Regions from separate parts of the Homo sapiens genome. Here region 1 is linked to region 2. The links are chromatin loops, found by intact Hi-C in ENCODE. Cell type or tissue: Calu3. All regions are shown on one strand.

Region 1 (8,000 bases), 280 kb before region 2:
AACTACTCCACTTGCAACAACTACCAGCAGTTGAGAGTTACTGTTCACATGGGAGATGTCACTGATGGATGTCTGTTGCACAAATGAACAGTATAGAAGGATTAAAATGATTGAAAACCACTGCTTTAGAATTTTGAAAGCATGAAAACACACCAGTCTTTGCAGGCTTTTCATTCACTCTCAGCCTACATCCTACAAATCCTGTTGACCCCACCTTTAAAATACATCTAGAATCCTACCACGTTAAGCCAGCTGAATCATTGGCGTTTATTTGATTTCAATTATTTGATTATCAGTTACTGCAGATGAGAAATGACAAATTGTAATTTTGGTCAGCTGTCCATTTACCACTCTAGGGCATCATAGGAAAACAGTGCCTTTGTGTGGTTACTTAATTCTTCCAAAGACTAATCCTGTTTTATAGGACTAGAAACTCATTGTCAATAAACCCACAGTGGAAAAATCTTAGGAATACTGATTCACCATAACAAACTTTAGAGGAGACTAATGAAGTTCAGAATTCCATTTGTTTTTATTTATCTAGAATATATTCACATAGGTTGCTCAGTGTCTCATTTCCACTGAAGGAAAGTCCACAGGCTTTGTAGTAAGTAAACCTTACTAGCAAGTAATTACATTACACATTACCACTTAGGATGAGTGATTTCTGCAGTTAATTGCCCTAATTTTGGTGAATTTAATCATCAAGCAGTAACCTTATATATATGTATAATACAAACAGAACTCAAACTCTAAGATAGCAGGTGTACTAGCAAAGTCTTCCAAGAAAAAAAACATCAATTACTTGTCCTTGTCTTCAGGCACAATCATGTGTAAGACATTTGAGAAAAGGCTTTGTTTTCCACATTTTTTTTTTAACTTGTTAGATTCAGGGAAACATGAAAGTTTGTTACATAGGTAAACTCATGTCACATGGGTTTGGTTTACAGATTATTGCATTACCCAGTTATTAAACCCAGTACCCAATAGTTATCTTTTCTGCTCCTCTACCTCCTCCCACTCTCCCCGCTCAAGTAGACCTCAGTGTCTATTGTCCCCTTTTTTGTGTTCATGAGTTCTCACCATTTAGCTCCCGCTTATAAGTGAAAACATGGGGTATTTGGTTTTCTGTTGCTGGGTTAGTTTGCTAAGGATAATAATAGCCTCGCCCTCCATCCGTGTTCCCGCAGAAGACATGATCTTATTATTATGGCTGCATAGTATTCCATGGTGTATATGTACCACATTTTCTTTATCCAATCTGTCACTGATGGGCATTTAGATTGATTCCATTTCTTTGCTATTGTGAATAATGCTACAGTGAACATTCATGTGCATGTATCTTTATGGTAGAATGATTTATATTCCTCTTGGTGTATACCCCATAATAGGATTGCTGGGTCAAATGCCAGTGCTGCTGTTAGCTCTTTGAAGAATCACCATACTGCTTTCCACAATGGTTGAACGAATTTATACTCCCACCAAGTGTATAAGTGTTCCCCTTTTTTTGAACCTCACCAGCATGTCTTCTTTTTTGACTTTTTAATGATAGCCATTCTGACTGGTATGAGATGGTAGTTCATTGTGGTTTTGATTTGCATTTCTCTGCTGATCAGTAATACTGAGCTTTTTTTCTTAAGCTTGTTGGCTGCATATATGTCTTCTTTTGAAAAGCGTCTGTTCATGTCCTTTGCCTGCTTTTTAATAGGGTTTTCTCTTGTAAATTTGTTTAAGTTCCTTATAGAGGCTGGATATTAGACCTTTGTCAGATGCATAGTTTATAAGTATTTTCTCCCATTCCGTAGGTTGTCTGTTTACTCTGTTGATAGTTTCTTTTGCTGTGCAGAAGCTCTTAAGTTTAATTAGATCCCGTTTGTCAATTTTTGCTTTTGTAGCAATTGCTTTTGGTGTCTTTGTCATGAAATCTTTGTGTCCAGGATGGTATTGCCTAGGTTGTCTTCCAGGGTTTTTAAAGTTTGGGGTTTTACATTTAAGTCTTATCCTTGATGTAATGAACATCGATACAAAAATCCTCAACTTGCAAAGCAAATCCAGCAGCACTTCAAAAAGCTAATCCATCATGATCAAGTAGGCTTCATCTGTGGGATGCAAGGTTAGTTTAGCATACACAAATAAATCACATAAACAGAAATAAAGACATAAACTACATGGTTATATCAATGGATGCAGAAAAAGCTTTCAATAAATTCAACATCCCTTCATGTTAAATACTCTCAATAAACTAGGTATTAGAGGAACATGTCTGAAAATAATAAGAGGCATCTGTGACAAACCCACAACCAACATTATACTCAATGGGCAAAAGCTAGAAGCATTCCCCTTGAAAACCAGCACAAGACAAGGATGTCCTCTCTCACCACTCCTAATCAATATAGTACTGGAAGTCCTAGCCAGAGCAGTCAGGCAAGAGAAGGCAATAGGTGACATCCATATAGGAAGAGAAGAAGTGAAACTATTTGTAGATTATATGTTTCTGTATCTAGAAAACCCCATAGTCTCAGCGCAAAAGCTCCTTCAGCTGATAAACAACTTCAGCAAAGTCTCAGGATAAGAAGTTAATGTAAAAAAATCACTAGCATTCCTATACACCAACAGCAGTCAAGCTAGGAGCCAAATCAGGAAGGCGATCCCATTCACAATTGCCACAAAAAGAATAAAATACCTAGGAATACAGCTAACCAGGGAGGTGAAAGATCTCTACAATGAGAAATACAAAACAGTGCTCAAAGAAATCAAGAAGACACAAACAAATGGAAAAACATCCCATGCTTATGGATAGGAAGAATCAATATCATTAAAATGGCCGTACTGCCCAAAGCAATTTACAGATGCAGTGCTACTTCAATCAAACTACCAATGACATTCTTCACAGAACTAAAAAAACACTATTTTAAAATTTGTGTGGAACCAAAGAAGAACCTGAATAGCCACAGCAATCCTAAGCAAAAAGAACAAAGCTGGAGCCATCACATTACCCAGCTTCAAATTATACTACAGGGCTACAGTAGTATATTAAAACAGCGTGGTACTGGTACAAAAACAGGCACATAGACTAATGGAACAGAATAGACAGCCCACAGACGAAGCTGCACACCTATGACCATCTGATCTTGACAAAGCTGTCAAAACAAGCAATGGGGAAAAGGCTCCCTCTTCAATAAATGGTGCTTTGACAACTGGCTAGCCATATGAAGAAGATTGAAGCTGGACCCCTTCCTTACACCATATACAAAAATCAACTCAAGATGTTTTCCAAATTTCTAGGAAGGAGATTCTCTGACATAACTTTATCATTCATTCTAATGTTTATTGCCCATATTGAGGACATTCCTTAATCTAGTAGTGGGTAATGTGGTAGTTAAATCACCTATAACTCCAAATAACTCAGTAAAGGACTTGGGCTTAGGAGTTGCTAAGTATGAGCAATAATCTGGAATCAGCATCATCATAATTCATCATAAGTTTAGAATATCTTAGGGCAAGCCAAGGTTGATGTTAGAATATGTGGTGTTATGGGTCAGGTTGCTTTTCTTATGCATTTTACCCAGTGGAATAAATTTATTTTAAACAGACACTATGGCAGATAGGAATAATGGAGAAAGAAAAAAAATCAAAGCTTCTAATTAAATAAGTTTTATACATTTCCTCAAAAACTTTAGTATTATAATAATGTCAAGAAACATTTAGTTTCACTTATTCAAAAAAATCAACTTTCACACATTTAGAAAGTAATAGCCTGCTTGGAAGTATATCTGTATAACTGTGAAAGACTAAGTCTTATTTCCATGTCGTGATAATGTTGACCATTTGAGATATAGTAATAGACAACCATATAACCTGATTACAAAGACCTAATCTAATTTGACAGATTTGGAATTATAAATTTAATAATTACTTCTAAAATTTTTGCCTCTTCTGTCTCCCTTCACCTTTGAGAAAACAAAATAATTTTGGATTTCTGACTTTTAGCAAGAGAATATCTGATAAATGTGGCTTTATGCGACAGAAGTATAATTCATATTTGCTTAGAAATGTAAAGATGATAGCAATAGAATGAACTCACTAGGAACTGGTAGTTTTATGGTCACATTAGTACCTGTGATGGAGGTAAGAAGGTAATGCAAAAGCTACAGTGTGATTTAAGCACAAATGTAAAGCTAGACAGAGCAGAATGGAAATAGCACTGTGTTGTAAGACTATGATTGTTCTTTTTGTGGGAAGGACGGGGAATTAGTGGGTTATTACTATAATTGCTGTTATTGCTGTTTGATGGTACGACCCTAATAGTTATAACTTTTTTACCATGAGTTAGCAACCCCAAAATGTTCTACAAATAGAACAGAAGATACCTTTTACCATAAGAAGTGTAAATATGTAGTATCAGATTATAATTAAAAATTAATTGAAAAAAATATAGTATCATACTAATGGAAAGAGCTATGTCTGTAAAATAGAAGTTGTTTCATTTTAATAACCTCCTAAAGATATGATTGGCTCTGGATTGATGACTTTTTAGTTTAATTTTACAATGAAAGAACATGGTTGTGCTGATGATCAATATTAACAATATTCTATATGTTTATGAGCAATGATCATTTTAGATTTCACTTTTATTTTTAGCCCCAGGTCTTTAAAACTAACAGAAGTTTCTGATGCCCTTTATTTTTAGAACCATCTCATCTTTTGCTGTGAAATGGGATTTGTTAGTAAGAATAGCCACTCTAACATAAGGCATGGTCTCTGTGCTTATCTAAAAGTAATCCCATTACCTGAGCTGCAATTTTAGTTACTCATGTAAAGATTTTCTTGAAGTAGACTTTAATGTGCAATGTACTTTTAATTCTTTCAAGTAAAAAATTTTAGATTCACACTAGATGGAGCTCTTTAGCTAATTCCAGGATTATTTTTCAAAAGTTTATTCCCATTGAATGACCTGGTAAATATAATAACCCTAACAATTTCAACCTACAGCATTTTTCAGAATGGTGGCAATGACTAAGATTCCTATTTTATACCTTAGTTTATGTTTTAGATGGTGTGTAAGGATGAGGAGAGGGGTCATATATGAGATTACAGTCATATGCGACTTCGAAAACTAGATTTACCTTGATATTTTAGAAATGTTTAACTTAATAACAAGAAAAACTCTGTGACTGCACATACAGAAAAGTATCTGCTGATCATATATCGTTTGTGTTCTGTTTGTAGGCTAGAGAATGTGTTACCAATTTGTATAAATTCAGCATTGTTTATCCTTTTTTCTTTTCAGATTGTTCCTCATGTGGTTAATTTGGTTCATTCTTTCAAAAATGATGGTCTGCCTTCAAGTACAGCCTTCTTAGTACAATTAACAGAATTGATACACTGTATGATGTATCATTATTCTGGATTTCCAGATCTCTATGAACCTATTCTGGAGGCAATAAAGGTATGATGATAGTTGTACCAATATTTGTGGAGTTGTGTTATATTAATAAGGTGAAACATTCTTATAACCAGCTACTCAATTTACTATTTTATGGTAATATGCTTTTTATTTGAAAAATGCAGTTAGAATCAGGTTTCATTTAGGGAGTAACAGCTTTCTTGCTGGAGTCACCATTCTAAATTAATAACCATATTTCTTTATTTCTGCAGTGTCATCAATTATAAGGCATATCTTTAAATTTATAATAGCTTTTTGGGAAATTTGTTTAAAAAGAAATGCTACGTTAAGTTAATGCATACATCAGATTTGCACCCCAATATTAGAAGTGTTAAAGTATATGTAGAGTACATCTTAGAATACAGGAAATGGAGTTTAATAAAATATTTGACTTTGATTTCTTCCCCTTTTTAATCTTTTTTTTTTTTTTCTTCTTGAGACCAAGTCTCGCTCTGTCACCTAGGCTGGAGTGCAGTGGTACCATTTCTGCTCACTGCAACCTTCACCTCCTGGATTCAAGCGATTCTTCCGCCTCAGCCTCCTGAATAGCTGGGACTACAGGCACCTGCCACCATGCCCGGCTAATTTGTATTTTTAGTAGAGACAGGGTTTTACCATGTTGGCCAGGCTGGTCTGAAACTCCTGACCTCAAGTAATCTGCCTGCCTTGGCCTTCCAAAGTCCTGGGATTACAGGCGTGAGCCACTGCACCTGGCCTCTTTTTTAATTCTATTTTTGCTGTGGACTGTTCATCAATGTTTCGAATCTTTACTTGAATTATTTGTGGAGTTATACTGTGTTTCAATTTTATATGGAAATGGTTCTAAAAAGCACTTTTTTTTTTTTTTGGACAGTCTTGCTCTGTTGCCCAGGCTGAAGTGCAATGGCATGATCACGGCTCACTGCAGCCTCTACATCTTGAGCTCAAGTGACCCTCCTGCCTCAGCCTCCCAAGTAGCTGGGACTCCAGGTGCACACCACCACGCCAGGCTAACTTTTTATTTTTTGTAGAGTCGGGGCCTCACTATGTTGCTCAGGCTGGTCTTGAATTCCTAGGCTCAAGTGATCCTCATCCTCCCAAAGTGCTGGGATTACAGGCATGAGCCACTGTGCCTAGCCTAAAAAGCACTTCTGTTTGTGTTGAAGACTGGATCACAATAAACATACTTTCCTCTCAGTAAACTTACTGCATAATCAGTGTATAGCAAAAGAATAGGAGAACTGAACTCAGCCAAACTCAATCAGAAATTATTAGAAATCAATTCTATTGATGGTTTTTTTGAGATCTGAATTTCAACATAAAGGTCTTATTATCTTTACTTCTGTATCTGAGGTGGATTAAAAACAGTTCTTTTTACTGTATCATTAACTAAATCAAACTTATTTTGGTTGAGCTCAGAACACAAAGACTGTTAAGCAATTAATGTATATTGCTGGGGTGACACTTTGACACTTCAGAAGTAGATTATGTTCAGGAGCATTGTGAAGTGGATTTGATGGTAATATTAATCTCTTTCTACATTGTCCCTGGATCCATAGATGATAGTTGCTGCACTTGTTAATTGATTGCCATTGTTTAGTTCATCAGAGTTTTTCATGTTGAAAATTCTGATAACTCATATAGGCTCAGAAGAAACAATGGGCTCGCTCTAAGCCCAAAGAAAGCACTTTTTCTTAGCTGTCAACAACAACAAAAATGAGAAGATTGAAACTCCTTCAGAAAATGTTTGTTTGTTAAGGTCTAAGTGCCAGATGCTAATAGCAATCCAGATAAGCCCTAATGATTTTACCAACTTCCCTTACTCTCCAGTGCTCTATTCATGCTTGAAATAATTTACACTTGAAATGTTATCTCATACTTCACAAAGTTGATAAGAAAAATCCATATGTTGTAATAATTTTCTATATGGGTAACATGAGATTAAGTTTTATTTTTCTTAAAGGTCATTGTGCATAGATGCTTTCATTTCTCATTTCTTAATTACTTTGGGATTTTATTTCTAAGGGTTAATACTGAGTAAATATTAGTATTTAATGAAAAGGAGACATTTTTATTACAAAATTTGAAAACAAATTGTTTACTTATGTTTAACTGTGTGCTAAAATTTAAGTCTTCATTCTACTGCCTTTGAATAGCACTGCAGTGTATTCTCTGACCCCAAAGTTTTATTTTATAAACATTTTGCTGGCATATAGAGAACATAAAGAGTTCAAATGTGACTTGAATTTCCAGCTTTTGAGTATTCCTTAACTTGATAAAATCTGTTATTAGACAATATTTATTTTTGCCATACAGTGAAATTTGATATTTTCATGACTAGCCAAGTACTGCCAGTTACTTCAAAACTAAGTGGGGGAAAAGAAAGTTCAAATGTCGGTGTAAGAATCTTCTTAATGGTGTTAATTAATTTAACAACAAAAATAATTTTTACTTTACTTTTAAACTGTTTTTCTTCTTTATGACCTATAGGATTTTCCTAAGCCCAGTGAAGAGAAGATTAAGTTAATTCTCAATCAAAGTGCCTGGACTTCTCAATCCAATTCTTTGGCGTCTT
Region 2 (8,000 bases):
ATTAATCACATGATCATCTCAATTGATGCAGAAAATTGTTAAACTTCAACATCTATTCATGATTTAAAGAACAACTCTTAGCAACATTAAATAAAAGGGAAGTTTATGAAAAAAAGAATATTTAAACATTTATCAGCAAACCTGACACTTAATGCTGAAATATTGACAACTTTCTCTTTGAGACCTGGAACAAGACAAATATGTCCATTATCACCACTTCTATTCAGTATTGTACTGAAGGACATATGCAGGGAAAATTACAAGAATTTGAGAAAATAAATAAAACAGCTGTTATCCACAGATAATATGATTGTGTATGTAGAAAGCTGAAATAAATCTACAGGTAAAAGGTTGTTAGAAATAAGGTTAACATACAAAAATCAATTTTTGTATGTAACAATTTGAATATGAAATTTTGATAGCATCAAAAGAATTGATCAGAAACACATTTAAAATAGTATGTGCAAAACCTCTGCTATAAAATATTAAGAATAAAGTCAAAATAGAGGAATAAAAAAGAGTATATGATGTGCATGGGTGGGGTAATTCAATGCTGTGAAGATATCAGTTTTCCCCAAAGTTGATCTTTAAGTTCAATGCAATGTCATTCAAAATCCCAGGTTTTTGTTTTGTTTTTGTTTTTGTTTTAAATGAACCTGAGAAGCTGATTCTTAAGTGTCTATGGAAGTGCAAAAGACCAAGAATAGCCAAAATATTCTTGAAAAATAACAATGTGGAAGAAGTACTCTATAAGATTTACAACTTATTATAAAGATGTAGCAAGTAACATTGGTACCAGGATGAAAAAGTATGCCAAAGGAACTCAAAAGAGAACACAGAAACAGAACCACGTATATATGGACACTGATTTATGACACAGTAGCTGCAGAGCAGTGGAAAACAATGTGGACCACATGGATATCCATATAAATAAAAGAAGAAAATTGACCTGTGACTCATATTATAAGCAAGTATCAATTCCTAGTGAACTGTAGATATAATTGTGAAAGGCAAAACAATAACAAAGCTTATACAGGATAATTTTATCATGATTCAAAAAAAAAAGAAGGTTTCTTAAAGAGGACCAGAAAGGAATTAACCAAAAAATAAAAGATTGACAAATTGGATTATATCAAAGTTAAGAACATCTACTCATCAATAGATACTGTTACAATAACCAAAAGCAAAACACACAGTGGGAAAATTAACAAATGATTCATAAACTGATTATATTTAGAACTCCTATAGATCAGTAAGAAAAATGCAGTAACTCAAAAAGGGGCAGGAGACGAGAATGCAAACAAAACCCACGTTATACTACTGCACATCCACTCAAATGATTAAAAAGACTGCCAATACGAAGCATTGCTAAGAATGTGTAAATTAATCTCATGCAGTGCTAGTAGGGGTCAAATTAACACAACCACTTTGAAAGACTGTCATTATTTACAAAATGTACAAAATATTTACAAAATTTAGACATATGAATACCTTATGGCCTAAAAATCATACTACCGAGTTATACCCAACTGAAATGCATGCACATGTGTAGCAAGAGACAGACATGAGAATGTTCATGGTAGTATTATTTACAAAAACAAAATGAGCAAAATAACCCAAATGCCCATCAACAGTAGAAAGGAGAAGTGAATTATGTTTTATTTCAATAATTCAGATATTTAAATGAATAAACTACAGCCACTCATAAGCATATAGATGAATTTCTCAAGTACAAGATTGACTAAAAGAAGCTAGATACAAAAGAACACAACATATGATTTTACCCACATAAAGTGCAAAAACAGTGCAAAAACTAAACCATGGTGTTTAATGCATGCTTAGGTGGCAAAACTATAAAGGAAGTAAGGAGTTAATTTCCTAAAGTCGAGGATAGTAATTACACTGGATGGGAAGGACAGGTAAAAAGTTGGAAGGGGCGCATGTGGTTTTTGGAGTGCTGGCAATGTTCTATTTATTCACTTGGGTGGTGGTTGCCTAGGTATGTTCACTTTGTAATAATTAATCGTGCTGCATATTTTTGTTTTGTGAACTCTGTGTGTTTTATTTCATAATGAAAAGATTAAAAATAAACTATTGCCAAAAATGTTTGACCTGAATCTAACATCCAGAAGACAGAGGGACAATTTAATTGACACCACCAGGAAACAATCAGACAAAATATAGAATATTCCATGTAAGACAACTTGCCCGGTCTCTACAAAAAGATGAAGTCTTTTTTTTTTTTAAGTGAGGGACTGCTCCAGAACAAAAGAGACAAACGCATAACAACCACAATACTTCATGGGGGAAGAAAGTGATTTAAGACATTTTAGGCACAAATAGCACATTTAAAATATGAACTAGATAATAAATGGTATTAAAGAATTACTCATAATTTTTCTGGTGTAATAATATTATGACAATGTAGTTGAATGTCCTTCATTATATAGATGGCTGCTGAATTATTTAGGGTTAAAACATCTGAAAATAATATTGAAAAAAATGCACACACATATACATATATGTACAGAGATAAACAGAGCAAAATAATTGGCATGTGCCTGCAGTCCCATCTACTTGGGAGGCTGAGATGGAAGGATTGCTTGAGCTCAGATGTTTGAGACCAGCCTGGGCAACAAAGTGAGACTCTGTCTCTTAAAAAGATAAGATGTAAGTTAAAATCAAAATATTAATAATTATTCCATCAAGGTGGTAAATGTTTATTGTACTATTCTTTCAAATTTTCTATTGAAGAGTTTTATAGTAGAAAGTTGAAAAGTAGTTGAACAATTCAATTATCTTTCTTATACCTGGAAAAAATGAGAGGAAGAGAAAAAAAAGGAAGGGAGGAAGGCAGGCAAGAAGCCAGGCGTTCAGGAAGGAAGAAAGGAAGGAAAGAATACACATATAATACATGGGAAAATCCTTGGATTCATTAGAAGAATAAGTAGACAAAATAAGCCATTACTATGAATTGGCAATGATTTTAAAAAATTGATTTGAATAATATCTCTATATGTTGCATATGTTCTCCACATCCCTTTTCTCAATTTCACATGTTAATCTAAATAACATCACAGAATAATTTTTATAAGGTATTATTTCTTTCTATACAATGTTTCTTATAAATAATACAATCATAGGGTTCAAAACATAAAAAGCATTAAATAGTTTACAGAAAAAAGTACCCCTCTCTCCTATGCCCATGTTATATGTCCTTCCAGAGATATGCTGTACACTCATAAGCAAACTCATATATACTAGTTCATATGTATTAAGGGACTTTTAAATTTAGGTTCTCCTTGACCTTACTTTGGTTTTTTTCTCCTAAGATTACATATGCACATTGCCAGCAGCGATGAACAAGTTGTTATTTGGTGGACAGCACCCTCTTGTGCATGAACTGAATTTTCAAGGGAAATCTGACAAAAAGTAGAATAAATTACATGAATATTCTCTCATGGAATTACAATTGTAAAAGTTCCTTGAAGCCAAGTGGTCTGCCCCCTTGCCTTCAATAAGTCAGTTAAGACCAGCCCTAAAGTATTAGTCATTTTCTTTTAAATCTTCAGAAGAAGGTGTCCCCACACTTGCCTTACCAATTTCACATATATTTTGTGCTTTTTGGTCTCCAAAACATTCTCACATCCATAATATTTTGTTTGATTACAACCTGAGTTATTGTCCCCTTTTTCCACTGAAATATATTAATAATTCACATACCAAATAACTCGCCCATTTAAACTATACAGCTGATTTTTAGTGTATTTGCAGCCTTTTACCACCATCACCACAATTAATTTAGAACGTTTTCATCAGCCCGAAAACAAATTCCGTACCCATTGGCAATCACTACCAATTACCCCAATCCTGCCTCAGCCCTAGGCTATCATGAACCTATTTTCTGGTTCTGTAGATTTCCCTTTTCTAGACATTTAATAAAAATAGAACCCATACAATATGTGGCATGGCCGTTTATGACTAGCTTCTTTCCTTTAGCATACTGTACACAAGGTTCATGTATGCTGTAGCATGTATCAGTACTGCTTTCCTTTTTATTGCTGAATAATATTCCATTTTACGGCTGTGCTACATTTTAATTATCCATTCATCAGTTGATGGACATTTGGATTGTTTCCACTTTCAAGGTAGTATGAATAAATGCTGCTATAGACATTTGGCCTCCTTTTTATTTTCTTTTATTTTTTAAAGATATTTTAGGCAGAAATAGCACATTTAAAATATGAACTCCATCTCACTCTGTCACCCAGGCTGGAGTGCAATGGCACGATCTTGGCTCACTGCAACCTCCACCTCCCAAGTTCAAGCCATTCTTCTGCCTCAGCCTCCCAAGTAGCTAGGATTACAAGCGTGTGCCACCACGCCTGGCTAATTTTGTATTTTTAGTTAAGAGATGGGGTTTCACCATGTTGGTCAGGCTGGTCATGAACTCCTGACCTCAGATGATCCACCCACCTCGGCCTCCCAAAGTACTGGGATTACAGGCGTGAGCCACCGTGCCCGGCCTCTTTTTTTTTTTTTTTTTTTTTTTTTGAGACAGAGTCTTGCTCTGTCGCCCAGGCTGGGATACAGTGGCACAATCTCGGCTCACTGCAGCCTCCACTTCCAGGTTCAAGTAATTCTCCTGCCCCAGCCTCCCAAGTAGCTGGGACTACAGGCACGAGCCACCACGCCCAGCTAATTTTTGTATTTGTAGCAGAGACAGGGTTTTGCCATGTTGTCTAGGCTAGTCTGGAACTCCTGGCCTCAGGTGATCCGCCCACCCCAGCCTCCCAAAGTGTTGGGATTACAAGCATGAGCCACCGCACCCGGCCGCCCTCCTTTTTCAGTTGCAAAGATGGAAGTCTCCTGAGCCGAGATAATCAGAGGCTCACAAAAAGGGGACTTGGCTTTGCCCATAGCCACCACCATTACCAAAAGCACTCCAACTACAGTGGCATCCCCCACAACTCCAATTCACCTAGGTCCTGTCATCTATCATCTCTAATTCTTCACCCCCAAAATGATCGTCCCATTACTTGCCACAGTCTCCCACCTCTTCCTAACCCTTAAGCCTTTCCTCTGGTTCTCTAAAGGAAGAGCTTTATCTCAATTTTATTCCCAAACTGACTTCACTAAACGTGAGCTCTCCTGAGGATACTACTTCCCATCTCTTTCAAGTGAAAGTATTTTCCTGTCATACCCTAGACCCTAAGAGCAGGACATGAGTCCCCTTCTTCCTCTTCCAACACTACTTCAAACAAGTTCTCAATCCTCATCCCAAAACTGTAACTATAGGAGCTTAAGACACCACCGTCCTCGTCGCTATATTCTAGTGATTTCTGTTCACTCCCTCTCATTCAGAGGTCACTCTCTCTCATCCCCCATGCCTCAATGCCTTCCCTTCTTCTATATTTCTTCCAATTTTCTGGGTAACTTTAATATCCTTCAGGGCAATGCATACAGCACACCAGCCTCTCCATGTTCCTTAAACTCCAATGACCTTTTCCTCCTCCTGCTTTCTACCCTAGAACTTGTGGAATCAGGCCAATTCACTAAATGAACAATTGGCAGAATATACTTTAATATTTGTTACTATTAATAAAGTTTACAACTGTACTCCACATCAAATGGAATAGATTTAACAGCTTTTGATAATTTCCTGTGACATTTTAGTTGAATAGTGTTACTTCATCTTCACAACAGCTTTTAAGGAATGTGCAATTCGTTTCTGATCTGCCTCTGTTCTTGTAGCTGAAAAATGCTGGACCAGAGAAAAGATGCAGAAAAGTTGGAAAGGAGGCCAGGCAGCACACAGCAAGCCTGGCTCCTGATCCCAGAGGGAAGTAAGACCGATGGGCAGGGAGGTGGTGAAGATGGAAATGTATTCAAGAATAGAAATATATTAATGGCACATTCATACTTATCAGTGCATGTTTTCTTATTAATAAATTTTTATGACCCTCAGTCTTTTCTTTCTGCTCAGATAATGAATATTCTCATTCTCTTCTCTCTTTTCTTCTGCCACTGCCTTAGTTTGCTCCTACCTCTTTTCTCACATAGATCACTGCTGGTAACTCCTGGCTGCCATCATCTCTGATTAGTTCCACACCCAGTGTCTCTTGTGCCTTCTGAATCCACCATCTCTATTCGCCATCATGATTGCCAAATGAATCTTTTTCCATCACAAATCTGATCTCATAACTCACTTGCCTAATATCCTTCAGATGCTCCCACAGCCTTCAAAATAAAATCCAATTCATTCATTACCTTTTTCCTCACACCCTACACTTAGAGCTGCTACCACCCGTTGGCACCTCTGGGTAACAATAAATTTTAAGTCAATACGTTATTTAGTTCTCAACAATGATAAAACGTGTCATATGTAAAGTCAATATAGCATCTGAATAAATTACATATATCAGATGTAAACATGAAATTATAGAAAGTTTAAAATTATCAAAATCATTGAGGACTCAAAGTTATCATAAATTAATAAAAACGAATTATAATGAGCAAGAACGCAAAGTCACTGTGAAGGAATCAATTTTAAAAATAAAACTTTGTTAAAATTATAAAACTAAGTTCTTTAGGATCATTTCAGTGCTTACTCTAATATCTTGTTTTCTTCAGAAATAATCACCAGATTTGCCAGTCTTTCTTGTGATACTGTAGACTTTAAGTGGTTCTAAAAAATTTTTAATTTTGAGAGGCTACCTTTTCACTGGCAAAATGATACTAGAAAAGAAAAAATATCTTTGAGAATTTCAAAGTATTTTGGAATGTGTTCAGTAAATTATCTCCATAAATATATTGTAATAATTAAATAGAATTAATACTAGACTTTGGAAAATAAGGCTTCCAGATACTCATACATGAACAAACCATAGGTATCCCATATATGGAATCAGAACCTACTTCCTATTATGACCCCCCGATGAATCATGTGTACATTGAAGTTTGAGAAGCACTGACATAGAAAAGTCATGATACCTCAGTATAATTTTTTCTTATTTTGAAAAAATAAAACAGCTTTATTGAGATATAATTCATGAATATAAAACTGCATGTATTTAAAGCTTATAAATTGATGAGTTTCAATGTATGTACACATCTAGGAAATCACCATCACAATCTTCTTTTTAAAGATAATACTCTTTCAGCTAATGTAGAAACAAAGCAAAGAGCATATTATTTGATGCTGGATCAAAGAGGGCTTGATTTTGACATGTGCAGCCAAACTGAGACTTCTTAGTCTTCTAGATTGTCTTTGCTGTATCAATATCAAGGGACTTTATTTAGAATTTGTAACATATGTTTTTTAAAGTGGTAAGAGACATATAAAATTAACCATCTTAACCATTTTAAAATGTGTAGTTCAATATTAAGTATATTCACATTGTTGTGAAACAGATCTCCAGAACTTTTTCATCTTGCAACTGTATACACATTAAACAACATCTCTGTCATTCCTATTTTAGTATATGTGCTGCCAAAGCAAGCACAATAACATATACTTTTGTAAGTATTATCACTTTATTTATCTTTATAGAATTTCTTAGTTTCTTTGATGCTTTCAAGGCCATTATTTACATTGAATTTAGTCCTGCATCATGTTCATTATACCTGTATTTTGACTTAAAATATGCCAAATTAGTCCTAAGAAAGTAAGTTTAAAGTGGATATTTTCAATTTATGCCTATATCTTGAGTTCTAGACTCTACATCTTTATTAATATTATCAATAATTTCCACAAAAGGATTTTATACTACGTACAATTCAGTTCTTAGTGGCCTGATGGCATCATCTCAATTTTCCTGTAGATATTGACAATAGTTTCCATAAATGACTTCTCTGACACATTTCAACATGTTGAAACCAAAATGTATTGTTTATTACAATAATCGCATAGTTATTGGGTAAAATAAAGAAATCTAGCGTGTCAAAACAGATTCTTCTGCTGCTTCATCCATTACCAAGTTTAAAGAGTGAATGGAACA

The links. A loop is a pair of places that touch in the nucleus more often than their neighbours do. Peaks named below come from ENCODE experiments on the same cell type or tissue, not always from the same donor. Only the 100,000 strongest peaks of a DNase experiment are listed, where the experiment ranks them.
Region 1: a loop joins it to region 2, with 7 times the contacts of the local background. A loop is called at or near these places in 91 of 110 quality-filtered maps.

Annotation. Positions count from the first base shown.
Region 1 is chr4:143,198,118-143,206,117 of GRCh38, forward strand. USP38 (ubiquitin specific peptidase 38) reads left to right here. Exons shown (of 10, transcript NM_032557.6): 5 at 5,291-5,449; 6 at 7,916-8,000. Among named protein-coding and RNA genes, the nearest start is that of USP38, 17 kb to the left of the region's middle. In Calu3, no CTCF peak of the experiment used is centred here; no DNase peak of the experiment used is centred here.
Region 2 is chr4:143,479,584-143,487,583 of GRCh38, forward strand. No RefSeq gene overlaps it. Among named protein-coding and RNA genes, the nearest start is that of SMARCA5, 30 kb to the right of the region's middle. In Calu3, no CTCF peak of the experiment used is centred here; a DNase peak (open chromatin) is centred at 3,388.